Regions from separate parts of the Homo sapiens genome. Here all the other regions are linked to region 1. A link is a contact called in ENCODE Hi-C or POLR2A ChIA-PET data. All regions are on one chromosome and are shown on one strand. The core of a region is the stretch at or near the end of the contact, and the rest is flanking DNA. Distances in the headings are between cores, read along the strand shown. Region 1 holds the start of CNOT8 (CCR4-NOT transcription complex subunit 8). Region 2 holds the start of FBXO38-DT (FBXO38 divergent transcript). Region 3 holds the start of SLU7 (spliceosome associated SLU7). Region 4 holds the start of GRPEL2 (GrpE like 2, mitochondrial). Region 5 holds the start of CSNK1A1 (casein kinase 1 alpha 1). Region 6 holds the start of PWWP2A (PWWP domain containing 2A).

Region 1 (4,512 bases), core at 845-3,344:
AGTGCCACTCAAAAATTAAAGAGGAATCGCACTATGCACATTTAATTTAGCAAGTCAAATTACTGCATATGCTGGCCAAAAAATAAAATAAAATAGCAACTTAAATACCAGCAGGATAAGGGCAGTGGCTCACACCTGTAATCCCAGCACTTTTGAGAGGCTGAGACTGCAGAATCACTTGAGCCAGGAGTTCGAGACCAGCCTGGGCAACAAAGTGAGACCCCGTCTCTACAAAAAGTACAAAAACTTAGCCAGGCATGGTAGTGTGTGCCTGCAGTCCCAGCTACTCAGGAGACTGAGCTGGGAGGATCACTTGAGCCCCAGGAAGTCAAGGCTGCAGCAGTGAGCTGTGATTACGCCACTGCATTCCAGCCTCAGCGACTGAGCAAGAGCACGTCTCAAAAAAATCATCATCATCATCATCATCATACCAGCAATTCTGCCTGCCACTTTCCACTTTGTAAGCACATGCTCCAAAATGAGCCTAAGATAGGGGTTTGTCTTCCTCCTTTTAAGCCTCCTCAGGGCAAGCATCTCACAGCGCATCACAACTCTATGGCTTTCAAATATGCTTATTTGCACAACACAGCCCCTAAAGGTAATCTAATTACTTATCTGGGTTACAACCAAAGCAACAGTAACAAGTTTCAAAACTGAAGGAAAAACCGTCCAGGATGTAGTCAGAAACAGGATGCTAATCTCAAGCGTTGCACCTTCCTAGGAATTTTTAAGGGTTAATTTTTATTACATACAATGTTTGCCTCACGGGCTGACTTAAAAACTTGACTCCCACATGAGCTACACAGAAAACTGTGCAAGAAGGAAAGGTTTTCACAAACACACTCACACCTATGAATTACTGAAGTCCCTGCTCTGTGTTGACCTGCAGTGCAGTATGTTCAGATCGCTCCCGTTCATCTACGGTGTAAACTTCTCCAAAACATAGCTTCTTATTTACACAGGAAAGCTCTGAAGGGCAACTAATGATAAAGCCACAGGAAAGTTTTCTCTGCAAGCAATCAAGGCCTTGCTCGGGAAAAGAAACGTTGAGTCTGATTTTGTTCGTTTAAGCCCAAGTGTACAAGGAAACAATAAACATCACTTCCTTATTCTAGAGGACTGAACAAAGGCTTTGCCGTGCATAGATATGATAGAAAAGGAAGTGGCACGTTTGAAGAAATAAATAGCAGCAGCGTTTAAGAGGATCCTCTGACCCTCCCTTACCTCCAAACAGTGTCTCAAGGCACTGCCCTGGATTGAACCGCAGTTCAAACTTCTTAAAACCACCCGAATGGCCCAGGTCTGTGAGTTGGCTCCTCCATTCATAAAGCCATAGAACACCAAGAAAAAGTTATGGGGCCGCAAGAACTAAGGAAGAGGCGGCGATTTAGAAGGGGGAGGCCCGCAAGATTCCAAATTCAGGTCCTCCTCCCCACTACTCCGTCTCCCATCATCATTCTCTTCTCGTTTATCATCATCCTTCCACTTCAAATCACACTCAGTCCTCCTCCTTCTGACACGCCATTCTTCTTCTGTTTTTGTTTGGTAAAGCAAAGTTAAAATTACGGGCCTTAGGACTAAGATAACTAAGTTCGAAGCCAGGCCAGGCCACGTAGTAGTCGTGTGTCCTTGCATAAGCCACTTAATCTATTTCGTGCCTCGGTTTTCCTATCTTGTAAAATGGGTTTGATAACAGTACGCACCTCGGAGGATTGGAGTAGAAGTTAAAATGAAGCATATGAGATGCTTTGTAAAGTCCCCGCACATATTACTCGAATATTATCGTGTGACGGTGGCCATTATTATTACTACTCTTTGCTGGGGTTCCTCTCCTCCTCACACACCCTGCCCCTTACACACGCCCCCACTCCCCTTCCCCCTACAGACCCCCAATGGTCTCTCACACTCTTTCATCTTACGCTCCTCTTTCCGGTAAGCGCAGGCCCGCTTACCGGGACCGACAGGGCCCGCGAAGCGCTGGCTGGCGGGCTGACGAGCTGGCGGGCTGGCGGGCTGACTCCCCGACGGCGGCGACGGCAGCCCCTGGCCCGGAGCTCTTTTCCCTCTACCCCGGATCTGCTCCTAGAACCGAACGAGCCAGTGAGGTGAGCGCCCCCGTGCCCAGAGCGGTCTTACGTGCCTCCCACCAAACAACCGGACGGCACCACTCTACCCACCCGATCCGCCCGACTCGCCTGCTCTCTAGAGTCACTCCAGACGCGCGCGCGCGCCTGGTCACGCCCGCTCCTCCCCCTTTGCGCGCCCCTGCGACTCCGTGCGTGTTCGCTCTGCCTGTGAGGTCGCGGGAAGCAGCGCGCAGGAGCAGAAGTAACAGGGTGCCGCCGAATAGGTGGGGAGTGGAGGCCTGGAAGCACGCTTGCGGAAGACGGCCCGCCTGCGGCCCTCTTCGCGTGATTAGTTGCGCTCGCTCAATTTAATCATGATTCTTACTCCTCCATTTTGGTCCTCTTTCCGAGCGAACAAGGAAGGGGCGTGGTCTAGAACTAGCGCCCCCCCCCACCCCCCCGCCGTGGGCGCGGCCTGGAAAAATCCAAAGGCCGAGGAAAGGGCGTGGCCCTTCGAACAAACCCCTCGAATTACCACGCCCCCTCCTCCTGGCTTTGAAGGACCGTTAAAATCGTTGGCACGAAGGGATTTGTGAAGAGGCTGACGGAGAAAGAGGCTGTCGCGACTTTCTGTTCTAACATGGCCCCGTAGATGTCTCACAAAGCATCTATCCTACGGTTCCTTTCTGGCAAACAATTAGTTGGGGGTGGGGCGGCTCCCCAAAGCCGAATGTGGGTGACGTCCGCCAAGGCCCGCCTACCTCCCGGCCTCACCGAGCAGAGCGAGGAACATTGCCATAGCAACTGGCCCGCCAGGGTCTGCTCGAGTTACAAAGAGGACGGCGCCTCCCGTGGGCACGGCGCCTGGCCAGCGCAGGCGTCGCCGGGCTCTTCAGAGCTCCAAAATCTTTGCGGACGCGCAGGGAGCTCGCCAGATTTTAGTGTCGAGACCCACGGGCTCAGGCCTCGCCCAGGAGCTTCTGAGGCCCCTCTGCCAGCCCCTTGGTTCCCTCTTAATCCTGCTTGAAGAGAGGGCTCTTGACCGACGCCGGCCCTGGGCAGCGTGTGGCCAGCTGGGGCGCGCCTCCGCCTCGTGTTCTCCGCGGTGGGAGAGCAGACAAAGCGCCCGCTTCCTGCACACAGTGTCGGCGGCGGGCCGCCCTCAGCCACTCCCGCCAGCGCTCCACCCCTGTTCCCGAGAGGACGTGGGGGCTGCCCCAAGCACGGTTCTAGTTCTTGTCCCAGATGCTTGTACTTGAGAGGCTGTTGATAAGAAAACGGCAAATGTACCCCTAGTGACGAGGAGAGGGGCTTCTACTATTCACTTTGCACTTTTAAACATTTCCCCCTAAGGGGATTCTCCAAAATCCTCCAATTCCTAGGCTGGATGCCGAGCTGGCCTTGAGCGGCAATTTCAAACGGGATTCCCAAAAGCTGTTCTCCAGGGAGGTGAACTAGCTCCAGCCTCCAGGATAAGAGCATCAAATGCACTTTCTGAACTCCAGTCCTCCTCTTCTCCCCCCCAAATGAGTGTCTAGCTCCTTATCTGCAAAATTAGGTTACGAATGGCTGTCGTGAGCTTGTGAAGATTAAATAGTTAATAATTGGAAAAACACCCCGCACCGAGGAAGATATAAAAGAGCGTTCAATAAATGGCATGTCTCAGTTTGCTCTCCCTAAAACAGTCGATTTGGGGCCGGGATTGGTGGCTCACTGAGCCTGTAATCCCAGCACTTGGGGAGGCCAAGGCAGGCGGATCACCTGAGGTCAGGAGTTCAACACCAGCCTGGCCAACATGGCAAAACCCTGTCTCTACTAAATAATACAAAAATTAGCTGGGCGTGGTGGAGGGCACCTGTAATCCCAGCTACTCCGGAGGCTGAGGCAGGGAGAATTGCTTGAATCCAGGAGGCGGAGGTTACAGTGAGCCTAGATCGTGCCACTGCACTCCAGCCTGGGCGACACAGCAAGACTCCCTCTCAAAAAATAAAAAAATAAACAGTGATTCCGTTGAGGGATACACTGATAAAGAAGGCAGGCAAGTGCCCCATCCCCCAGTCAGTTCTATGGGTTTCTTTTTTTTTTTTTTTTTTTTTTTTTTTTGAGACTGAGTCTCGCTCTGTCACCCAGCCTGGAGTGCAGTGGCGCGATCTCGGCTCACTGCAAGCTCCGCCTCCCGGGTTCACGCCATTCTCCTGCCTCAGCCTCCCGAGCAGCTGGGACTACAGGCGCCCGCCACCATGCCCGGCTAATTTTTTTCTCTTTTTTTAGTAGAGACGGGGTTTCACCCTGTTAGCCAGGATGGTCTCGATCTCCTGACCTCGTGGTCCGCCTGCCTCGGCCTCCCAAAGTGCTGGGATTACAGACCTGAACCACCGCGCCGGGCCAGTTCTGTGGGTTTCTAACGTGCTTTCTTCCACTTGTAATTTAGAGTCAGAAGAGGCTA
Region 2 (4,512 bases), core at 1,188-3,687, 6.5 Mb after region 1:
ACATTCTATCATCAAGTCAGTCCTCTGTCACTGTGGTTGTCTTCCTGCATTCCAGAGCAATGCCCTAGTGCTTGGAGAAAGGCTTCTAGATGCTCTGATAGAACTGCATCTGACCACACCCTACCTTCACCAATTAGGATTTATGGTCCATTTAATTTAGGCTCCCATGCAGTGGTCTATGGCCACCTTTGGTATATTACAGTCACTCTGTGGCTGCCTGCTTAGCTGACCTTAGCCACAGGAAGCATTACTTTTGTCTTGGTGTTGCAAGCACATTCTTAAACCAGAGTTGTTTCCAAAAAGTGTTCTCCTATCTCGTCAATTCAAATCTCCTTCCCATCCCAAACTCAAATTACTTTTCTTTACCCTCGTGAAAAATACCCCCTCTCACTTGAAACTTCCCTATATTCTCAATGATCCTATCTGGTCAAGGGCTTCCCTGCCCTTCAAGTTTCTCATGCCTTTCTTTAGTTTCTATTGGTTTCAGCTTGCTCATATCAAAGTAATCTTGCATATCACTTAATTTGACCTCACAGACCTTAATTGACATCATAGACTATCTTGTGTATCTACTGACCAGGACAGCCTCTCTTGTCTAAAGAAATACCACACCACATAAACCAAACTGCTCAGATAAAAACCACACACAAACAAAACAAAACAAAAACCCCCCAACAGGATGATGGTGCTGAAAAAGGCCTAGGAATCATCCAGCTCAACCCTTCGTTTTACAGATAAGGAAAGTGAGGCCTAGAGATGTTAGATGGCTTGTCCAAAGTCACAGAGGCAGGATGTACCAGTGTGAAGCAGGGATACAGGTCTTCAACTCCTTTTTAATTTTATTTCACTATACCACCTTATTTCATTTTAGTATACCACCAATTTTACTTCACTATATCACCCTATCTTACTGGAATCTAGTTGTCCCTTTTTCTCCTCTGCTATGCATTAGTATCTGTTTGACTAAATATAAAGTGTGTACCTCTGGGCACACAGCCATTTAAACAAAGAGGCACACAAAACTCTACATTCTTTACCCAAGGAGGACATCAGAATTACAGCATCACATATTTTAAAGAGGGGAAAGAAGGCTTACAGATAATCTAAAATGTTAATTCTCAAAATGAAAGTTAAAAATTACAAGCGGATTTTTTTCAGTCTATGCCTATGTAATACATACCCTCCAGACTGGACCTCCTCCTTCCCTGGGAAAATCATGGCTTTATAGAACTATTATTTTATCCTTCACTTGTGCTGGGGGAATGGGAAAGGGGATTAAAAACCAGTGACCTAATCCAACGTCTTCCTTTAGCAGATAAAAAAATCTCAAGTTCAGAGAGAGGAAGGGATTTGGCCAAAGTAAACCATCAAGTTAATAGCAACTTTGGAACAAAAATCAAGGTCTCCTGTTTTTCACTTTGTAGTGATTTACACTGCTGGTTTAGGTGTATAAAACAAAGTTTTCTGGACAGAGCTTCTCATTGCACAGGAACCTTCCTAAGTGACCAGTTGCCCTTGGCCAGCTTGGTGTCTGCAAAGAAACACGGTAGACATCTCTTAGTCAAATTCTGGGTGTGCAGAGTGCAGGGAGAATATGCTTTTCAGGTCTGTAAAGACTCCATGAAAAGGGAGTTAAGAATCTGATTTCCACAGCTAGGGCACGGACATCAAAGGCATCCAACACAGATAAGCAAACTGCAGCACAGAAAAGCTAATGGACCTAGACAAGGTCACACGGTGTGTAGGTGGAAGGGGTGAAACTAGAATTCAGGGCTCCTGATACTCAGGCGTGGCAGCCAAAGATGTGTTCACTGCTTCCTGCTCAGGGACATCTCCTCACTACGCTGAACACAGACCTCCTTCACTTTACTGGCCGAAACACCGACTTAACATTAAAATCATGAAATTCGTGACGCCCGGGGTGGGAGACAGTCACAGAAGCTGTCCAGTCCAACACCCTCACCCATTTCATTGAGGAAACTGGGGCCCAGAGAGAGTTCTTTATGCTGGATTTTGGGGCCAGGTTCAGACAAGCAGGCAACCCCCGCAAGCACGGCCTAGAAGGCCAGGAACTACAAATTCAACCCCTGATCTCTCAAGGAGCTCTAGGCCCCAAGGGGGCCAGAGGCCGAGCTTAAGCGGTCGGAAGTTCCAGAATCCCCACCCAGCTACCTCAGCCCTGCCGCACGCACTCCGGGCTTTGCCACCCCGCTCCCGGTCCCCAGGCCCACTCAGCCGCCGCCTCACCTACGCCGACCCTCCGCCTGTTATTGTGGTTGAGAGGGAGGGACGCTACAGACACTTCCCCGGCCCCTACCGCTGAGGCACTTCCGCTTCCGCCGCCGCTCGCATATTTCCGGAGTGTTGTCATCCGGGGCTGGAGCCTCAAACCCGTGTCCATATTGTGTGTGTGAAGAAGCATCGAAGCGCGGCAGCCATGTTCAGCGTGGCATTTCGGAAGGCTTGTCAGGGGTGGAGAAGCGGGGCGGGTTGCTGTTCTTTCACCTGACACTAAAGCGCCATGCCGGAAGCACTGAGTCTGATACGTCGGAACCAGTCTCCACCGTGTGGTTTGGTCTTGATTTCCACTGGTACTCTGGGGTCTTGGATAAGTCTCTGGACCTCGCCTTTGTCATTTGCGAAGTCGATAGGTTCCAATAGAGATTTTCCCAGAATCATTCAACTAAAAATAGAGAACTTTTTTTTTTTGAGAGGAAGGACGGGGGCGCAGTTAAAGATGTTAATGTTAAGTCATCCCTTCTGTGATTTCGGGACATTATCTTTGCACGTAAGTAATAGTATTTTACAGTCCAAAGGAATTTCACATGAGTGTCATTAAAAACTCTACACGACTCTGACATGTAGGCAAGGATCAACTTAATCACCTTTTCTGTTGTTTAATGGATAAGGAATTGTCTTCAGAGAGTGTAATTGATTTTCACAATGTCTCGCAGATGGACTGAAATTCAGATTTTTACCTTTTACATCCTGTGTTCTTGCCCTAATATACATGTAATTAATATGGGCTAAAATCCCTAGATTTAAATAGATACAAATACTTCTTAGGAAAGTTAGTGTGCATTAAAGCCATGTGAGACACAATTTGACAAGACGTAGCATTGACTAGGCTATTCTGCTGGAGAAGAAAAAGCTGAAGAAGGCTTGGGAATCCCATTTCTTCTTATTCTTTTCTTGATTGATAGCAGACCTACTGGTTTTTCCCCTCTTTCCCCAATATGGTTCGGCACCTTAGGTTTCAGCTTGTCTTAGGCAGTCACAGTTTTAGCTATCCCATTCCGTATGTCAAACCATATATCTGTGTTTTTATTTGGAGCTCTGGTAGGACAAACAAAACAAAACCTCATCATATTCATGTACTATTCATTGTAATCTCAGCTTTCATGTTACATTCTTCCTGTAATTGAAGACAAAAATGAATTTTTATGCTATTTGCTTCTGTCGGTTTCTTCATATTCAAACTTTAATAAAGGAAACAGACTTTAGCTTTTTCTGTTTCCCAGGTTATTCTGAAGAATAAATAGGAATTACGAAAGTTTCTAGTGCAGGGCATGGCATATTTAGAAGGCATTCAGTAAGATTTATTTCAGCACAATTGGCCTGAATTTTTAATTCAATGGAATATGATTTTCATTTTATTAGCATTCCTCCTTTTGTAAAAAGCACTGTAGTGGGACCTGAAATGAATACTCATGAGTAAGAAAGGTTTCCTACCTCAAGTTTAGAAAATTTCCTACCACAAATCATTGTAATAAATGTTAAAGATATTTTCTCACTGCTATGAGTGTTATATATAATAAGATATCAAAACTAGTTTTAACATTTTCAGGTAGAGCATGTTATATGTATCCCTTCATCTCTAGGATTTATTTGTACCTTGATGTTACAGGTTTTCATTAAAAAGGTCCTGAGTTAGTATTTCTCCTGTACAGTGGCACCATCATGGGGTCCCTGAGCGCTGCAGGAAAGTTTGCCCTACAGTAAATGACCTTAAACCGCTGTGTTGTTTTAATTTTCAATCCCCACTTTTTAATTAAATTCTAAAGTATCTCTTTTCATTCTTCCATGAGTTCTAGTATCAGCCCGTGTTCTTCCTTGAAATTCCTTAGGTACCTAAACAACAGATAATCCCTTTGTTAAAATGATGACTAATACTCAAGAGAAGTTTTGGTCAGGGATAGTGGTTGGAGTTTGCTCAGGACAGGTTCATATGGCTATGGAGCCTGTTCAGTGCACAACTGCAGAAGGTGCTATGCATATCAAGGCTATTCTTAACTACCCTTAGACTTGGCGTATATGGCAGAACTCCACTATGAATTCAAATACAGGATTTTTTTTGAAGGTAAAAAGGAAAAAAAAAAACTATTGTAGCTGTTTTGACTGAGAAGTTGTGTATTTAGTAGTCAGCAATGCAGGCTTTAGAACCAGAAAGACTTGGTTAACTGTGAGTTCCTCTGCTTACTGGCAGAGAGACAATGGGCAATCACTTCAGCT
Region 3 (4,512 bases), core at 1,268-3,767, 5.6 Mb before region 1:
GACTGAGGTACTGACTCAATAACAATGGTTTATTGCTTTAAGATATTTTTATTTAGATGACCCTGTAAAAAGGATGGAAAATAAATAGAAATATTGAAGAAATAGGGGAAACAACCAATGTTGGGTCTAAAGAATACTAGCAGAGAAGAATTTAAAATTAAGAAGAAATGTAAGTACAGGTAGATCAAACAGCAGCGTTTGAGTCATTCTCTTATGCTTATGATTAAGAACGAACTGATCGTTCCCTAATCTTAGGACTATCCTCAATACTTCAGGCTAAGACACTGTTTCTATTATACCATCACGAATCTGTCTTAGGAACAAAATTATGATTCTAATGAATACATAATTTAGTCTTCCCTTAAAATTCTATCCTTTGATAGTGATTTATTTTAAACCTCTAACATCTCAATAATATATTAACCAAAGTTGCCTGGAAGGGCTTGGCCAGGGAGCAAGAGAATATCAGAGAGATAATAAAGATATAAAAAAGGAATTCCAATTTCCCAGATATGAAAAGAAATTTTGCTTGAAAAAGTTGACGACCTTTTCCTGTTTCTATAGTAAAATGGAATACATTGAACAACTACAAGATGAAGATATAAATTAAAACATAAGGCTGACCTGTGTCATTCAAACTCCGCTTCCCACAGTTCACCATATATGCATTTTAAGCTGCAGATCAGCTGAGAGAGAGGAGTTGATTCCATATTACTCTTTCACGAAAGGCTTGACACTATACCTGACATAGACATGGTTCTCAATATATGCCAGTTCATCATCTCTTTTTCCCTGGCATTTCAGGACCAATATTGATTGAATGATTCATTCATTCACAAATATTTATTGAATACCTATTAAATGCTGGACATTATACTAGGTTATAAGAAAAGAGCCTAACTTAAGGTGAAGAAAAGAGGAAAGACAGAAAAATATGCATACCTTTATTGTCCCTTCACTGTTCTTTTTCCTTTATCCCCATCCTTTATTTCCTCCTGTATCTCCTAAATTTTACATCATCATATTATATTATCAGCACTCAAAGTGTTAATTTTTAAGACTAAATCTGCACAACACCTATAGCTTCCAAGTGGGGATTCTCTATCTACAGAGGTTTTGAGGTGCAAGGTTTGTCTTAGGATGTCTTCTTTTTTTCACCAACAGAAAGCATTGTTTCTCCTAAGGTCATGCAGCAGCTGTAAACCATAACCACCCTCTCTGAATAACCACTGTTTTCTTACTAATGATGCCCTCAGACCAGCTTTGCTATTCCTATTACTGGAAATACTCAATTGCTAAACCACCCTCACTCATAACAGCACTTAGTCCCTAATCAGTTTCTCCCAATCCTTCTTTACAAACAGCAACCCATCCAGAACCAATCCCGGCTTTCCTAGACCTTCCTCAGAACCCTCCAGAGGGACCTCAAGTCTTAGAAAAGATTCAACTGTCTTGTCCTGCGCTTTCTGATTCCTCTTCGAGATGCGCTCTCCTGGTGGTTTTGGCTAATTAGGCCTTAACACTCCTAAGCAAATTTCAGGAATATTTTTAAGTGGAAAAAAACAAAGCCTGAGTGATTCATAGACTCTATTCACTTTCACGCTAGTCTCTGACACTGTTTCTTCATCTACTGCCCTGTAAAAGCAAAATTAATATTTATGTTCCTAAACTCCAGGTATTGCAAATTCTTAATACGAAAAAAATAGATTCTATTATGTTGGGCTATTTTATTGAGGCAGGAATGGTAGCTACTTTTACTTTTACATTCAAAAAGGATACACGTTATGGGGGGGAGGGGGAGAACAACCAGAATAGAAAGCACAAAGAAAAAAAAAAATCACAAGAAATTCTACCACGAAAATTAGTTTATTTTCCAGTGTTTTATTTCACATGTATACTTTTAAAGAAGGGATGGGATAGCATAGATACTGTTTCTCCAAAATGGAAATTGTCGTATTTTTTTCTAATGATAACATGCCTTATGTTCTCACAGCACCTGGTATTCTTTTCATAGCAACTTTTCACAGCTGCTAAATCTGAATAGTTGTTTCGGTGTCTTTCGCACTCTGATGTAAATCTGAGGGAAGACACTGTTCACCAAATCCCCAGCATGTTACACAGCCTGGCTACTAATTAGTGCCAAGTTTAACTGCTTTTTTTTTTTTTTTAAGCTGATACGTCACCAACTTCCCCATTCATTTCATAGTCCCCTGGTGAGGCTTAAGCTCTTGTCTGTTCTGGTCTTTTTTTTTTTTTTTTAACTTCCTAAAATTCTCCGATTCTAAAAGAAAGCTCCTAAATAGAAGCCAAAAAGTAGCCGCCCAACTTGAAACTCCCCACAAGCCGGGTAAATAGCGCGATACGCAGCAGCTAGAGTTCTCGCGTTTCCCACGGCGCAGGAGCACTGGAGGGCCCCCCTCCGCCCCCGGCCCCGCCAGGAAATTAGTGCGCATGTGCCGGTCATCCGGAAGTTACCGCAGTGGCCGCCGGAATTAGGCGAAAAGCCGGAAGTAAACATTACGAGATTGGCTTGGATTCTGTCGGATGGACTTGGGGCTAGCTGCGGCGGGGCTGGGTAAGAAAATATTGTTAGAACTTGCGGGCGACGGGGAGTTGGGGAACCTGAGAAAATGAGTCGAAGGCTCCTAATTATTGGATATATCTTCACGGGGGTGATGAGCCCTCAGGTGTTGAGGGAGCGAGGACGGGGGACCGAAAAGCCACTGTCCTGAGACCCATTCATGGCACTCGTGCCCTGCCAGGCCAGGCCTGCGTCTTCAGGGAAACAGTCGGGATAACTATGAGAGTGTCGCCTTTGTGGCGGTGCCTCGAAGACCTTGAGCAATCCCCGGACTGCGAGCAGGGAAAGCTGCTTCCAGTACCCAAATTGACAGACTGTATTTCCTCGCCAGAAAAATTTACTTGAGCTTCAGTTTTTCCTGTTAAGTCGAGATGATCCGACTTCAGTGGGGTATCATGCGGGTATAAATGAAAACATCTATGTAAGTAAAGCGCTAAACAGTGTCTTACGTAAGCCCTCAGTAAGTGGGAGCTATTACTGTTTTTAGTTGGAGAAAATAGGTCCCTCCACAGCGACGGAAACTAGTGCGTACAACTTGGTGACTATAATACTTTATTCAGTTTTAGTTTTTAATATTTTAGGCCCAGAAGCCAATGTTCTGTGGACAAGTATAACATACTGGTTTAGAGAACTGACTTTGGAGTCAGAGTTGTGTTTGAAGTCCTTATTTCTTACTACAATGTGTTCTTGGCTGAGGATCTTACCTCTCAGAACCTGTTTCTTCACTGTAAAATGGTGTTCATCAGACCTATCTACTGGGCTTATTGTGAAGATTAGATGAGGTGATACACGGTAGGCTCGAGAAATGGTAGCTGTTTTAATAAAGATTAAATTTACCGTTGTTGTGCTTCTCTTCGCAGTATATTTAGGCCATCAGTTTATATGTTACACAAATATATGTGGAGGTTTTCTATAGGTCAGACATAGAAGAGAACACCTTTGAGAAGCATCGTAGACCCCCAGGCATTGAGCACTTTCCACTGGGAAAGAGCTTGTGTAAAGGCCCAGTGTCTACAGGGAGCACGGTTTGTTAGAGGAACTAGAGGAACTACAAGAAGGTCTATGTAGTTAGTAGAGAAGGAAGCGGGGATAGTTGTAATGGTGAGGCTGGAAGGTAGGCAGGTGCCAGACCATGGTGGACCGTGTAGGTGTGTTAAAAAGATGTCAGTTTTTAGAGTACGAATGATAAAATCCTTTGGAGCGTCATTTTTTTTTTTTTTTTTTTGAGACGTAGTCTAGCTCTGTCGCCCAGGCTGGAGTGCAGTGACGCAATATCAGCTCACTGCAATATCGGCCTCCTGGGTTCAGGTGATTCTCCTGTCTCAGCCTCCCGAGTAGCTAGGATTACAGGTGCACGCCACCACGCCTGGCTGATTTTTTTGTATATGCTTAGTAGCGACGGGGTTTCGCCAGGTTGGCCAGGCTGGTCTCAAACTCCTTACCTCAGGTGATCCGCCCGCCTCGGCCTCCCAAAGTGCTGGGATTACAGGTGTGAACCATCGCACCCAGGTGTCACTATTCGTTATGATAGTTATTAGCCACTTGTGGTTATTGAGACTGGAAATGTGATTAGTTTAAATAAGTGTAAAACCCATATCAACTTTTAAAGACAGAGTTGTTTTTTTTCTAATTCAAATTTGCAATTATAATATGTTGGATATATTACATTAAATAAAATCTTGTAAAAGTAATTTTACCTGTTTATTTTTACTTTTTTAATGTGACTACTGGAAAACATAAAATTACATGTGGGACTAGCATTGTATTTCTCTTAGATGGTGCTGTATTGAATTTTTGGACGGTACTGCATTGGAGGATTTTAAGCTTGGGCAGTAGGACATTGTATTAATCTGTTTTCACATTGCCAATGAAGACATAGCCCAGACCTGCCAATTTACTAAAGAAGTAAGTTTGTTGGACTTAACAGTTCC
Region 4 (4,512 bases), core at 1-2,500, 5.5 Mb after region 1:
AAAAAAAAAAAAAAAAAAAAAAAAAAAAAAAAATTCTCAGGGCCAGTTCAAAGGGAAAATGGCCAAAGCTTAGACCAAGAAATAGGGTTGGGGAGTTGTGGCCAATCTCAATTCCTACTGCTTCAGAACTGGAGTAGGGAGACAGCTTACCAGAAGGAACCATTTTTCTTCTGGTCATTTCCTTACATCACCAACAAGCTGCCAAAAAGACTTGAGAACGGTAAGCAAAACCAAGTCCCGAAACCCTGAATGCAACCTCTCACTTAGGTGCTAGGGTAGGATGTTGGGTCAGGTGTGTTAAGGTAAAAAGGGTGACATATGTAGTTAAGCACATTTACCAGATTCTCCCGTAGCTTACTTTACTATTCAGAGGTCCAACCCTACCTCGTACTCAACTATTTTTATTCTCTATCCCAGGAAGAAACAGTGTAGGGGCAACAGTCTCTGAGAAAATTAATTAACATCGCTCATTAAATAAGAGCGCCGATTCCAACGCCCTGACTGGTTTCCAGCCCGGGTTCCACCACTTCCCAAATATTTAAGTTTGGAAGTTACTCAACTTTTCTAAACCTCACTTTCCTTAACTACTAAATGGGTAATAATAAAAAGAACCACCCATAATTCTGCAGTCGGCCTCGTAAGCGACCAATAAAAGCTGCCGATGGAACTTGTCTTCCGAAGGCTGATGCAATGGCCGTTTGGAGAAACAAGTTCAGCGGCCTCCTTTTACTGACAGGTACAACAGTGCCCGGATAACGGAGAAAGGACTGGCCTTAGGTCACACGGAGTGAGGGGAGAGAACCCAAATTTACCCACAGGTACCACAGGCTGGGAGAAGAGGCCGGGAGAGTGGTACATCCCTCCCTTGGGGGCTTAAGAGACTTCTCACCTTCCAGGCCATGCATGACCTCGGATCTCCTTACCTTCCTCGGCCTAAGAAAGAGGCACGGCTGATGGCCTCAGTTTCCCCGTCTGTAAAATGGGGCCGTGAGTGCACGGTCGTAGAGGCCGAGAAGCTTGGTCCCCTGGCCTACGCTCAGATAGCTCTCGCCTTCCAGCCCACAACCACCCCGGCTGGCTCGCTAGCCCCTCAGAGTCCTCACGCTCCCGACTCCCCGCCTGCAATGCTTACTTGCTCTCCCACGCGGCACTCCAGGCCAGTAGGCGCTGCACCCGCAGCCGGCCCGCCCACAGCGACCGTACGGCCATGTTTCCAATTTGGGCTGAGAGGCAGCGCACGCGCACTTGCTGCGAGTGAAGAGATGCTCCCGCTTAAAAACCAGCCTTTGCGGGCGTTTCCCTCTCAGGACTTCCGGACAGGAACGCTATGCTTCCGGTTGCCCGATGGGCCGCGCCGTTCCCCATCCGGTCGTCCGGAGCTAAGGCAACACTTCCGGCTCTCAGTGTGTTCCGCGGGTAGGCGAGGTCCTAGTAGTAACTACAGTCTCCGTGCTGGGCGCAGGGTCGGCAGCAAAGAAAGCAGATCATAGCTGTGCCCGCATGGAGCTTACTTGATATTATGAGCGATAAACAGATACAAGCGGGATGTAAAGTCAGAATATGAGCGGTGTTTGAAGGTGAGGGGCAGGTGTCGCGGAAGCCTAGAATAGAAATCTAGCCTTGTGGAAAGTTTTCCCAGAGGAAGGGGGTATTTGAGCTGAGCTGAAGAAAGGGTTCAGGCAGAGGGAAACATCTGCAGAAGCCTAATAAAGAGAGAAGAGTATTGCATGTAAGGGACTGAAATATACTGAGGCGGGAGGGCAACAGGACTGGTGGTTAGGAAGGGCTAGATCACGTGAGCGGTTTAAAACATCGCAGCCTGAACCATTGCCCATCACTCCTCCCAGTCTTTTTCTCTAATGCCCTTCTTATCGACTGAATTGTTTTTTTAAATAGTGTGTATTTTCTCATTTCCTCTCACTAAAATATAAGCTCTTTTAAGGCAGAGATATTGTCTATTCATTCCCATTGAGCAGTGCCCTAATGTAGGTGTTCAAAATTATTTTTTTTGAGATGGAGTCTCACTCTGTCACCCAGGCTGGAGTGCAGTGGCACGATCTCGGCTCACTGCAACCTCTGCCTCCCAGGTTCAAGTGATTCTCCTGCCTCAGCCTCCTCAGTAGCTGGGATTACAGGCGCCCACTACACCCGGCTAATTTTTGTATTTTTAGTAGAGACAGGGTTTCACCATGTTGGTTAGGCTGGGCTTGAACTCCTGACCTCAGGTGATCTGCCTTCCTCAGCCTTCCAAAGTGCTGGGATTACAGGCATGAGCCACCGCCCCCGGCTTCAAAAAACTTTTTTGCTGAATGCAATTTAGTCTGATTCTGATTGCAATGGAATGTGAAAATAAATAAAACCTAAAAGCTGTTGGAACCTCCCAAATACTTGAAGCTTTGAGAGAGATGTGGCTGTGGTCTGAGTCCATGTAGCATGTTTTGTAGTTCTGCTTCTTAGAATTATAGCTTAATTCTCTTCCTCATTGTTCTTGTTCTGTAATGACTAGGAAAGAGCAGAGACCAGATTTCTTCCCTCTCAATTACTGATGTTTGTAATAGACAGCCTCCTTTATTGTCCTGCACCTAACTCAGACTAGATGGTGCCCTGAACTGAACTGACCCCATGACAGTTACATCTGCAGGATGTGATGTTAAATGTACCTTTCTTGAAGGAAAAAGACCACCTTAACTACTCAGATCATTGTAACTGTGCATTAAGCCTTGCATAGAAAGATGTTGAAATTCTGTTAAACCTCACTGAACCCAACCTTTCACACTTTGGAACACTGACTTCCATCTTTTTTAAGACAGACATATTTTTCCATTCTGTGCTTCCTGGGCAGGCCATCCTCAACCTTTGTGCTTGAATAAACTCTCTTTAAACTAGATTCTGACCTTTTAAATTATTTTAGATTGACAGGGAACATGTGACAAAGGCTTTCATGTTTAAAGAGTCACTTTGACTGCTGTGTGAAGCAGATTGCAAGGTGTAAGAAAAGAGGTAGGGAAGGCAATATGTTGCAGTAGCCCAGGCAAGATGGGGCTATATTCTGTCCTGGAAGAACAGAGAGAGACCTTCCTAACCACTGTAAAGTAACTGTGTCCAGCACCCTTTTAGTTTCTTAGTATTTTATTTCTTTTGCTTCCTTGTTAAGGTTTTTTCCTCCAACTAGAATGTGAGCTTCATGAGGTGTCTGTCTTGTTCACCACTGATTTCTGACATCTAGTATAGTAGGTACTCAAGTATTTGTTGAATGACTTAATTAAGTTGGATAGTGTCAGTGAAGATAGGAAGATATGGATGAATTTTAGAGATTTAGGATGGAAAGCTGACAGACTGAGAGGATGGATTGGTGACTGGGGTCCAGGGCACTTGGAGTTGCCAGCTTAGTTACTGGATAGTCCCTTAATTTTTTTTTTTAAGGGAATGGGAAGTGTTCCTTGAGCACTCTGAATCTTGTCATAACATGGGTTATTTGTACTGTAGTTATTTGGGTCACATTTTCTTTCCTGCTTGTCTCTGAGTTCCATGAGGACAGAGCTGGAGTATTTTCATCTTTTTATCTAATCCGAGGTCCAACTCAAATGTGTCATGACCAATAACTTATATTTTCTTTTTGGCCTTATGAAAAGGGTGATATGGTTTAGGGAGGTATTATGATTCTCTTTTACATATGAGAAAATTGAGGCTCAGAAAGGTTGGTAAACCTATGCAAGATCCCGCAATAAGGAAACAGTGACAGTAGAATTCTGACAGACTGAACACTTGGCAGTGTTGGGCTTAGACCTGTGGCTTACACTTTGAAAAAACACAACCAAATAAGGCATTTTTTTTTTTTTGAGATGGAGTCTTGCTATTGCCCAGGCTGGAGTGCAGTGGTGCGATCTCGGCTCACTGCAACCTCCACCTCCCGGGTTCAAGTGATTCTCCTCCCTCAGCCTCCCAAGTAGCTGGGACTACCGGCATGTGCCACCGTGCCCAGCTAACTTTTGTATTTTTGATAGAGATGGGGTTTTGCCATGTTGGCCAGGCTGGTCTTGAACTCCTGACCTCAAGTGATCCACCCGCTTCGGCCTCCCAAAGTGCTGGGATTACAGGCATGAGCCACCATACCTGGCCTAAACAAGGCATTTTAACAACCAAGAACAAGTGGCATCTGTGCCTTAGCCATTTTGCTTACATTTCTCCTAGCTGCCTAACGTTCACCAGGTTGCTGCTTGCATCCATGCATTCATTCGTCTATTTATTAAGTGCTAGTGTGCTTCTGAATGTTGCAGTACAAGGGGAGGGAGATATATGGATGACATAGAGCTTTAAAATTAAGAATAAGGCTCTAGGGTCAGACTTCTTATATTCACATGCTGGCTCCACCAGCATGTAAATATAAGAACTATGGGAGCTTGGACAAGTTACCTGACCTCTGTGAGCTTCCATTTCCTGAACTGTGAAAACTAGGGCAATATAACTTATCTCAGGGTTTCAGTGAAAACTAAAGGGATAATACCTAGAAAA
Region 5 (4,512 bases), core at 588-3,087, 5.3 Mb after region 1:
AGGCACATGCTACCATGCCCAGCTAAGTTTTGTATTTTTAGTAGAGACAGGGTTTCACCACGTTGGCCAGAATGGTCTCGAACTCCCGACCTCAGGTGATCCAGCCGCCTCGGCCTCCCAAAGTGCTGGGATTACAGGTGTGAGCCCACCATGCCCGGCTGCATTTTATATCAGAATTTAACAGCAGATTTTAACTTAGTCAAAACATGCTTTAGAGTCACCAAAGGAGAATGATGTCTAACAGTGCTGATTTGGGAGTTGGGCACCCTGAGTGTTGGTTGGGCTTTAAAAACTTCATGCTAAACTTCAGGGGAAGTCTCCTCCCCTCTCTCTTCAGTTGTCTTCCGAGATGAACCCTATTACTAATTACTTGACCACCTTTCAAAGTTGCAGTTAAAATTCTTCACATTTTTCTCCCATTTCTATTTAATTAATTATTTTTTTTTTGAGACAGGGTCTCTCTGTTGCCCAGGCTGGAGTACAGTGGCGTGATCTAGTCTCACCGCAACCTCCGCCTCCCGGGTTCAAGCGATTCTCAGACTCCCGAATAGCTGGGGTTACAAGTGTGCGCCATCACACCCGGCTAATTTTTGTATTTTTAGTAGATACGGGGTTTCATCATGTTGGCCAGGCTGGTCTCGAACAACTGACCTCAAGTGATCTGCCCGCCCCGGCCTCCCGAAGTGCTGGGATTACAGGCGTGAGCCACTGCGCCCGCCCCCCATTTCTATTTTAATTAAATTTTATTTAGGATAGGCTTAGCTTAAATTTTTACGACTGAGGTCTGACTTAAGATGATAGCATCAACCATGGAGTTTTCTTTCGTGAACATTATTATTACTAAGCCCAATTTTCCCAGGTCAAATTTTGTAAAACAAAACGTGGTCAAAATTTGATTCTCTGATCGATTTTTTGTAAAAAAGAAAAAAATTACCGTGTAGTTTTAAATGTTGTCAATTAAATTTTGTAATAGTTACCTCTACTCTGTTCAGGTTAATACTGAGGTTTTCAACAAGACCAACATACGATTCTTTTTTTTTTTTTTTTTTTTTTTTTTGGTGGGGTTGAGGGGACATAACAGTTTTTTCACTCTTGTTAAATTAATTTTCTGTTGATTCCATCTATCCTTAATCTTCATTATGAGCAACATACCAGGTTTTCTTCTGAAGATCATATGTGGTAGTGAGGCAATAATGCAAAGACATAGGATGGCAGGGGGATTCCGGCTTCTTTCTTTCTTCCCCTCCTGTGGAAAGAGGGTCTATAACACTCCGTAGTAGATAGGACAATTCTAATTATGAAGGGTAATTAGCTAGGCTCTGCTACAACCGAGAGCCCTGAGAGATTCCTCGACGCTGGCTGCTTTTCTCTTCCTCTCCACCAGAGGCGACAGCCTCTTTCCAAACAGAAACTGGGTTGGAATAGGCCGGTCCGGGGGAACGGCCAGAAGAAAGATCAAAGGTTAAAAACCGCCTCAAAGAGCACAGGTCAATACCCAACTCCTAAGGAGGCCTTAAGCTTTCATCTGCCACGAAACATGAAGGTGACTCCTCCCAATATCAAGGCCGGGGGGCCACTCAGCCTTCCAGAGACCCGGCGGGTCCGAGGCGAGTAACAGGTAACACCTGCTGAGCCGCCGCCGACCGGAAGTGGAAGAGAGCCCGGGACGGGGGTGAGGACAGGCCGCGGCACGCCTGCGCAGTCAGCAGGAGTTGCAGCGCTCATGCGCAGCTGGGCGGTGACAGGGTGACGCTCGGAGCGTGGGCCGCGACTCTCACGGATCCGGTTCCGCCCTCTCGCTGCCGATCCTTCGGAGCGAGCGCCCGAGATCCCTTTCCCAGAGTGCTCTGCGCCGTGAAGAAGCGGCTCCCGGGGACTGGGGGCATTTTGTGTTGGCTGGAGCTGGAGTAACAAGATGGCGTCGTCCGCGGAGTGACAGGGGTCCCTCTGGGCCGGAGCCGGCGGCAGTGGTGGCAGCGGTATCGCCGCCCTAGCTCACCGCGCCCCTTTTCCAGCCCGCGACGTCGCCGCGCAAGCGAGGCAGCGGCGGCCGCCGAGAAACAAGTGGCCCAGCCTGGTAACCGCCGAGAAGCCCTTCACAAACTGCGGCCTGGCAAAAAGAAACCTGACTGAGCGGCGGTGATCAGGTTCCCCTCTGCTGATTCTGGGCCCCGAACCCCGGTAAAGGCCTCCGTGTTCCGTTTCCTGCCGCCCTCCTCCGTAGCCTTGCCTAGTGTAGGAGCCCCGAGGCCTCCGTCCTCTTCCCAGAGGTGTCGGGGCTTGGCCCCAGCCTCCATCTTCGTCTCTCAGGATGGCGAGTAGCAGCGGCTCCAAGGCTGAATTCATTGTCGGAGGGAAATATAAACTGGTACGGAAGATCGGGTCTGGCTCCTTCGGGGACATCTATTTGGCGATCAACATCACCAACGGCGAGGTAATCATCTGGGGTGGGGTTCACGATAACGCTGCGCTTTTACTCATTCCCCCCACCACCACCGTGCACCCCCAAAGTGCTCGGGCCTCTCCTCATCGCACGCACTCGCCAGGGAGTCCAGGGAGCTAGTTTTCCTGGCTTACGAACCTCGTCCGCTGTCTCCCTAAAAGGGTCAAGAACCCGATAGAAAGGTTGGGGGAACTAGTTTCCCACCTTGTTAAACACGTCCCATAAATGTCCCTTAGTCGAGCTTTTTTTTTTTTTAACCGTCTTTTAAGGTGGAAACGGCAAAATCCTCTTTCAGTGATTCCCATGTTTTTTTTTTTTTAATTCTTAATTCTACTGGGCCTCTTGTTCCAATTAGAACAGTTTCCGATCGCCTAGTTCCTTAAAAACCTCTCACTACGTTCAGAGGTTGCCTCTTTTTTCTGGATGAATCATTTTCCTGCACTTTAGAGGACGTACGGATTTCGTCACTACCCCCTGAAGAGGCCTTTGAGGCTGGTTGCCTCGTTTTATAATTACCGAGAGCTTTCTCTTTCCAGCTTTTCACTTCTTCTTGTAGTCGCGACTTGGAGTTTTGCTAATGTCTCCCTCCTTTCCTAAGTGACATTGAATCCGTAGGGATGTTGATGCCATCATCCCCTCTTTCCCCTGCAGGAAGTGGCAGTGAAGCTAGAATCTCAGAAGGCCAGGCATCCCCAGTTGCTGTACGAGAGCAAGCTCTATAAGATTCTTCAAGGTGGGGTTGGCATCCCCCACATACGGTAAGAACCCGGTGCATATAGGCGATCCGCTGAGGGAAGCACGGAATGGGGAAGTGGGTAGAGGCAGGTAATGAGACCAGCTGAATCCGGGTCTTGGTGTTTTAGTTACCTGGGTTCCCTATAGCTGGTGGTTTCCTGTAAGTCAGTCATCTCAATTACTGAGTAAATTTCAGTTTGCCAACTTATTTCATTGTATTACACTGCTCCATTTCGCTTCCGTCATTCTCACTCTTCCCGAGGCTTTCATTTGCAGTTATGCGTGCAGGTCATCTTTGATCCCTACGCGGAAGGGTTGGCTGCTGCCTTTTTTACGGCGGCACTTCTGATGTACTTAGGTTTGTCCAGTGAAGTGGATTTGAAGGTGCCGAAGCGACCCGGCAGTGTCAGTTCGAGTTGCTATTGGAGCTGGCTTGGGAAATGGCTGCTCTTTTGTTGTGTTTTTGTTCCAACATGTCTTCCTCCTCCGCTTAGAAAATGGCGGAACGACGTGACTCAACCCCATATTCCTGCCCTTTTCTCAGCTTGAGTTCACAAATTATGCTTCCTTGATTCCTCCTTTAGCAGCCCCGAGTGGATTAAACCTTTGAAAAGCCAAGAATAAAGCTGCAGGAGGCGGTGTGGAGGTTCGAGGAAGGAGATGGCATAGTGACAGTGTTTGTGATCTCTGCAGCAGATGTGACACGAAATTGTTGAATTACACTATGTAAAATCCTTCGTAGTTCTTTTAAAAGTGTTAATTACTCTTTCTTTTCGTGAATGGTCATATTTGGCACGTTTCAGTCGGGACTAAATTTGTATAGGTAGTGGCAAAGGCAGTTTGAGCAGCACCAACTATGTTAAAATTTACTCATATCAGTTGTATTTAAAAAAATCTTAATCACTTAGCCACACTTTGATAAGTAATTTTAACCTGTTGAGTTTGTCAGTAAATCTTCACATCAGAGAAATTGGGGCCTTTGTTGGTGTGGAATATTGGTGAGTGCAAATAGCAGTAACGAGGATAAAAGATGACGAGATAGACATTGTTCTGTCAAATGGTTAACTTTACTTTGGAGGGTTTTAATGTTTTAACTTTTGGGATTAAAGATCCTCTTCATGGAATGGAGACTAAAATATAGTTTAAAGCCCAGCTATTTTCCAGCAATAATCTAAAATAACATTTGCAAAATTATTCAGAATAGGTAAGAATGGTACTTACTGTTTACTGGAGCCTCTTCTTTAAGACGGAGTTTTCGCTCTTGTGGTCCAGGCTGGAGTGCAATGAATGGCACGATCTTGGCTCACTGCAACCTCTGCCTCCCGGGTTCAAGT
Region 6 (4,512 bases), core at 1,151-3,650, 5.3 Mb before region 1:
GAAGAAGGTACACTCCATGTGAGCATTGGGAGCCAGTAGAAGCTCTTGAGTTACAGAATGAAATGGTGGCTTAGGACAATGACTTGGTATGCCACAATCTATTATGAAGCTGAAATGTAAATTACTCATTGCAGCATCTTGTAATGAATTACTACAAGAGGTAATCAGGTCCCAGGACCCGAACTATATTTTTCTCCCTGTGGGAGATTATACAATGTGAGACCTTAGGGTCTAGGCATTTCATAGACTCTATGTTGTGTTTAATTAGTTGATTATGGTGAACTGTAGACAAAATATTATGGTGAAAACCCTATAAGGCAGAATCTGTATCTGCTTACTGCAAGTATCTAGCCTGAAGGAGATAACTCTTTGATGAATGAATGATTGAGTGAAAGTCATGTACTTGGAAGGACCCAGGTTAGATAGGATCTGCTGCTAGCTAGCTGTATGACCCTTAAGATCTTATTATCTTTTTATTTTTATTTTTTTGATACGGAGTTTCACTCTTGTTGCCCAGAGTGGAGTGCAGTGGGCACATCTCGGCTCACTGCAACCTCCGCCTCCTGAGTTCAAGCAATTCTCTTGCCTCAGGTTTCCAAGTAGCTGGGATTACAGGCATGCGCCACCATGCTCAGCTAATTTTGTATTTTTAGTAGAGATGGGGTTTCACCATGTTGGTCAGGTTGTTCTCAAACTCCTGACCTCAGGTGGTCCGCCTGCCTCGGCCTCCCAAAGTGCTGGGATTACAGGCTTGAGCCACCGCGCTTGGCCCGCTTAGGATGTTTAACATGGCTAAGGCTTGGCTTCCTCATCTGTAAAAAAGGGAGAAGATTTAAGTCACAGGATTTTAAGTGAGAGTTTTGGGAAAATCTCTGGTACAAAATGAACACTAAGTACATTTGTTTCTTTCTGTATTTTTAAATGATATTCTGAAACTTCCCTGATTGGGATCTTCTACTGGCCTTTCCCCACGAGCCACTTGGTTTGAAATAGGCAGAGCATATGGTGATATTTGTTTATTGCTATTTTCAGTCTTTTCCATGTAAAACTGAAATTCTGACTATGCAATTTACCAGCCGAGTAACCTTGGGCACCCTCTTTGTGCCTCAAAATTTTAAGGATTGAGATGATATGCTATAGTGTTTGTATTAGTGCCTGGTACATGGTACTCAAAAGACACTAGCTGTAATTATTCTTCAGGACTTTATTTTTTTTACTTTCATTGCTAGCAGTTTTTCTACCCTCTCTCCTGCAGGCATTCTCCCAGAAAAAAGGCTGACTCTGTGGTGCCATTTGAGAGAAATAGGTTCAGTAGATTCTTCCAGAGATGACAAACGAAAAGACTTGATGTGGAAGTAAGAGAAGTAGGGGCGTCAGGACACTGAAGTGAGAGATCTTTTGTTCTCGTGGCATTGGAGAAGCCAGGAAAGAAAAAGGCTTTAGCAGGGACCAGGTGCGTCCACTTTGCAAGTGGATTTGGAGAGAACAAGCAGTGTTCACATATCAGTCCAGCAATGTCTCAAGACTCCTTCCTGGAACAGTCATCAGTTTAATCCAGTGAGGATGGTGTCTCTCTTCTTTCATGAGCATTTTCCTATTTCTGAAATATTAATAAATAGGTGCTTTGTTCCTAGGAAGTGGAGAGAAGTCAAGGAAAATACTCATCATACTCCTAGAAGTCAAGGAAAATACTCCTCGTACTCCTCATGGCCGCTGGAGCCCGCTGCTATGAGGTTATGGAGAACGTCTTGAACATTCCATTCCCCAGCACCTAGTGCAGTGACTAGCATAGTAGGCACTCAAAAAGTGTCTGTAGGATTGTATTTCAAACTTTAGTTGTCTTTCCCAAAGAAGCCTGTCGTGCCCACACGCGGCCGCAAGAAGTCCGCGCCTAGAAATAACATTTATTCTAAGGATCTCTGCGCAGAGATTCTTGGGAAGCGGTTCCCCTCCCGCATTCCCTTGTTACTCCTCCCCTCGGCCGCCTTTGAAAGAAGTGGCACGCCACATGATTCCATCCTTTCTCCCACCTCCAAAGACCTGGCTGATAATGGGCAGGAGCGTAGGCCAACCATAAAACTTTATTTCCTCTTCCAGCCAATAGCAAGAGGCGATGAGTATATGGCTCCTCTTTTGTGACTTCCCCCGCCCCCTTTGATTCCGCCCCCTATTCCTCCACTCAGATTCCACACTTGACAACACATCTGGCCAATGAGAAGTTCCTACTCTGCGTGGGAAGGATGGACTGACTAGATGATAGACGTCCATCCCTGGCCAATGGAATATCAAAAGTGCGGGAGGGGTGTAGAATGCAACCAATGGCGAGGTGCCAGAAACGAGCATCAGGGAAAGGGCGGGACGAAAGTGTTCGCGGGAGGGAGGGGAAGGCCCAGGGAACCAAGCAGCGCTGTCGCCGCCGCCGCTGCAGCCGGAGTTGGAGGAGGGAGAAGCTAGGAAGAAAATGGCGGCCGTGGCTGCAGAGGCGGCAGCGACTGCAGCGTCCCCCGGGGAGGGGGGCGCCGGCGAGGCCGAGCCGGAGATGGAGCCCATCCCCGGCAGTGAGGCCGGCACTGACCCCCTCCCGGTCACGGCCACTGAAGCGTCTGTGCCGGATGGCGAGACTGACGGGCAGCAATCCGCTCCTCAGGCCGACGAGCCGCCGCTCCCGCCGCCACCGCCGCCGCCGGGGGAGCTCGCCCGCAGCCCAGAGGCGGTGGGGCCGGAGCTGGAGGCTGAGGAGAAACTGTCCGTTCGGGTGGCGGAGTCGGCGGCAGCCGCGCCTCAGGGAGGGCCGGAACTTCCACCTTCTCCTGCATCGCCGCCGGAGCAGCCCCCGGCTCCCGAGGAGCGCGAGGAGCCGCCGCTGCCTCAGCCCGTAGCCCCGGCGCTCGTGCCGCCGGCGGGCGGGGACTCCACGGTGTCGCAACTGATCCCGGGCTCGGAGGTGCGGGTCACGCTGGACCACATCATTGAGGACGCGCTTGTCGTGTCGTTCCGCTTCGGGGAGAAGCTCTTCTCCGGGGTCCTCATGGATCTGTCCAAAAGGTACCGCGCCCGCCCCCAGCACCCTCCGGTCCGCTGGGTCCCCAGGGAGGGAGTGAGCCCGGGCGGCCCCCTCTCCCCGAGCCCTCGCTTCCCCGCTGCCCGGGGCCCCGCCCTCTGGTCCTGCGCGGCGCGTGGCGCGCGCTCCGAGTGGGGCAGGCGCGCGAGACCGGGAGAGGGCGGTCCCGGCCCCAGGTGGGCGCCTGCGGGGCAGGTGTGCCACCAGGTGGGAGGGTGCAGGTGCAGATGGGCTCACAGGTCTCACCCCTCACGCCTGGTCTTCTTCTGCGACTTGGCCTGGAGTCACCGTCACTGGGCGGGTGGGTTAATGCAAGATGCAGATGGATTTTTGCAGAGAACGGAGTGTTGGACGGGGGGACGGGGGGGCGGGGGGCATTGCTTGCGAGGAGGCACTTGTCTGTCCTCTAACGTTTAACTTTAGCGGGATTGGAGAAAGGGGTGTGTACATTGGGGTTCCCAAAAGGTTACCTGTCACTCCTTACAGGGGGAAGAGCATTTGTTAAAATGAACCTTTTAACTGTAATTCTTACGGTTAGAAGTCATTCCCGTTAGGTTAACCATTCAACAGAGAAGCATATTTTGCTAATTTTAATGATAGTTTAAGAAAAGTTTAAAGAAGAGATTGGAGATTTTTAAAAAATCCTTTAATGTCAAGGTGGTGTAGCATAAAAATGTTCAAGTAACTTCTAACACCTGGGATTCAGTTTATGTATTAAGGACAAGAAGGTTGAGTTCATCTACAAATTTGGCTTAACCACATTTTCATTTTTTGATTTAAAATGTTTTTGGGCTCTGCTTTCAACAGGGGAAGAGAACCTGTTCTAAGTCTGGAGTTAACCTTTTTATTCTCTTCTTTTGCAGATATGAAGTGCAGAGACTCCCATTCACGGCTTTCCATTCTGTTTCCTGCAACAGCACACGCTCTGATCGTATCTCACCTGTTTGCAATGGCTTATTAGTATGTTTTACTCTTAAACTTGCTTGCTCTCCCATCAAGACCCAGGAATCCTTCTTTCCCATTTGGGGAAAAAAGCCATTTAAAATTTCATATTGAAGTATGGTGTTTGAGGGGAAAGATGAGAGCAGTTATTCTGTATTATTTAATCTCAAATATCTTTTTTTTTTTTTTTGAGACGGAGTCTCACTCTGTCACCCAGGCTGGAGTGCAGTGGCGCCATATCGTCTCACTGCAACCTCCGCCTCCTGGGTTCAAGCGATTCTCCCGCCTCAGCCTCCCAAGTAGCTGGGACTACAGGCGTGCGCCACCATGCTGGTCTAATTTTTGTATTTTTTAACTAGAGCCGGGATTTCACCATGTTGGCCAGGCTGGTCTTGAAATCCTGACCTCAGGTTATCCACCCGCCTCAGCCTCCCAAAGGGCTGGGATTACAGGCATGAGCCGCCGTGCCCGGCCTCAAGTATCTTTTTTAAAAATAATTTTGGATTAGG

What was found. Hi-C counts contacts between places; a loop is a spot of excess contacts on that map. ChIA-PET counts read pairs that join two places held with the same protein, here RNA polymerase II (POLR2A). Pooled maps may share reads with other maps.
Region 2: a loop to region 1 is called in a map of CD8-positive, alpha-beta T cell, with 14 times the contacts of the local background. The contact joins the promoter of FBXO38-DT here to the promoter of CNOT8 in region 1. A Hi-C loop is called at or near these places in 3 of 168 maps with a recorded cell type or tissue (CD8-positive, alpha-beta T cell and naive thymus-derived CD4-positive, alpha-beta T cell), 1 of 37 single-sample maps with no recorded cell type and 13 of 50 pooled maps. POLR2A ChIA-PET finds 5 or more read pairs at or near these places in 1 of 52 experiments (activated B cell).
Region 3: a map of CD8-positive, alpha-beta T cell shows a loop between it and region 1 (13-fold over the local background). The contact joins the promoter of SLU7 here to the promoter of CNOT8 in region 1. A Hi-C loop is called at or near these places in 3 of 168 maps with a recorded cell type or tissue (B cell, CD8-positive, alpha-beta T cell and naive thymus-derived CD4-positive, alpha-beta T cell) and 9 of 50 pooled maps.
Region 4: a map of CD4-positive, alpha-beta T cell shows a loop between it and region 1 (12-fold over the local background). The contact joins the promoter of GRPEL2 here to the promoter of CNOT8 in region 1. A Hi-C loop is called at or near these places in 1 of 168 maps with a recorded cell type or tissue (CD4-positive, alpha-beta T cell), 1 of 37 single-sample maps with no recorded cell type and 9 of 50 pooled maps.
Region 5: a map of CD4-positive, alpha-beta memory T cell shows a loop between it and region 1 (17-fold over the local background). The contact joins the promoter of CSNK1A1 here to the promoter of CNOT8 in region 1. A Hi-C loop is called at or near these places in 1 of 168 maps with a recorded cell type or tissue (CD4-positive, alpha-beta memory T cell), 1 of 37 single-sample maps with no recorded cell type and 8 of 50 pooled maps.
Region 6: a loop to region 1 is called in a map of B cell, with 33 times the contacts of the local background. The contact joins the promoter of PWWP2A here to the promoter of CNOT8 in region 1. A Hi-C loop is called at or near these places in 4 of 168 maps with a recorded cell type or tissue (B cell, CD4-positive, alpha-beta T cell and naive thymus-derived CD4-positive, alpha-beta T cell) and 14 of 50 pooled maps.

Annotation. Positions count from the first base shown.
Region 1 is chr5:154,856,209-154,860,720 of GRCh38, reverse strand. It overlaps CNOT8 (CCR4-NOT transcription complex subunit 8), which reads right to left and starts at 2,094. Exons shown (of 7, transcript NM_001301073.2): 1 at 1,953-2,094. RefSeq lists enhancers at 786-1,288, 1,792-2,294, 2,250-2,419, 2,295-2,798, 2,799-3,300 and silencers at 1,830-1,889, 1,950-2,049.
Region 2 is chr5:148,381,775-148,386,286 of GRCh38, reverse strand. FBXO38-DT (FBXO38 divergent transcript) reads left to right here and starts at 2,437. Exons shown (of 5, transcript NR_105057.1): 1 at 2,437-2,788. FBXO38 (F-box protein 38) reads right to left here and starts at 2,329. Exons shown (of 22, transcript NM_205836.3): 1 at 2,248-2,329. RefSeq lists an enhancer at 2,353-2,552.
Region 3 is chr5:160,417,086-160,421,597 of GRCh38, reverse strand. SLU7 (spliceosome associated SLU7) reads left to right here and starts at 2,517. Exons shown (of 16, transcript NM_006425.5): 1 at 2,517-2,575. RefSeq lists enhancers at 2,106-2,175, 2,186-2,305, 2,756-2,805.
Region 4 is chr5:149,342,237-149,346,748 of GRCh38, reverse strand. GRPEL2 (GrpE like 2, mitochondrial) reads right to left here and starts at 1,250. Exons shown (of 4, transcript NM_152407.4): 1 at 1,133-1,250. The coding sequence starts at 1,209. AFAP1L1 (actin filament associated protein 1 like 1) reads right to left here. Exons shown (of 19, transcript NM_152406.4): 19 at 3,112-4,512. RefSeq lists enhancers at 318-941, 942-1,567.
Region 5 is chr5:149,548,764-149,553,275 of GRCh38, reverse strand. It overlaps CSNK1A1 (casein kinase 1 alpha 1), which reads left to right and starts at 1,837. Exons shown (of 10, transcript NM_001892.6): 1 at 1,837-2,434; 2 at 3,095-3,201. The coding sequence starts at 2,312. It also overlaps a transcript of ARHGEF37 not described here. RefSeq lists enhancers at 1,260-1,329, 887-1,680, 1,380-2,049, 2,080-2,139, 2,270-2,329 and 3 more.
Region 6 is chr5:160,117,338-160,121,849 of GRCh38, reverse strand. It overlaps PWWP2A (PWWP domain containing 2A), which reads left to right and starts at 2,400. Exons shown (of 2, transcript NM_001130864.2): 1 at 2,400-3,045. The coding sequence starts at 2,462. RefSeq lists silencers at 2,275-2,324, 2,485-2,584, 2,685-2,864, 2,985-3,404 and an enhancer at 2,349-2,848.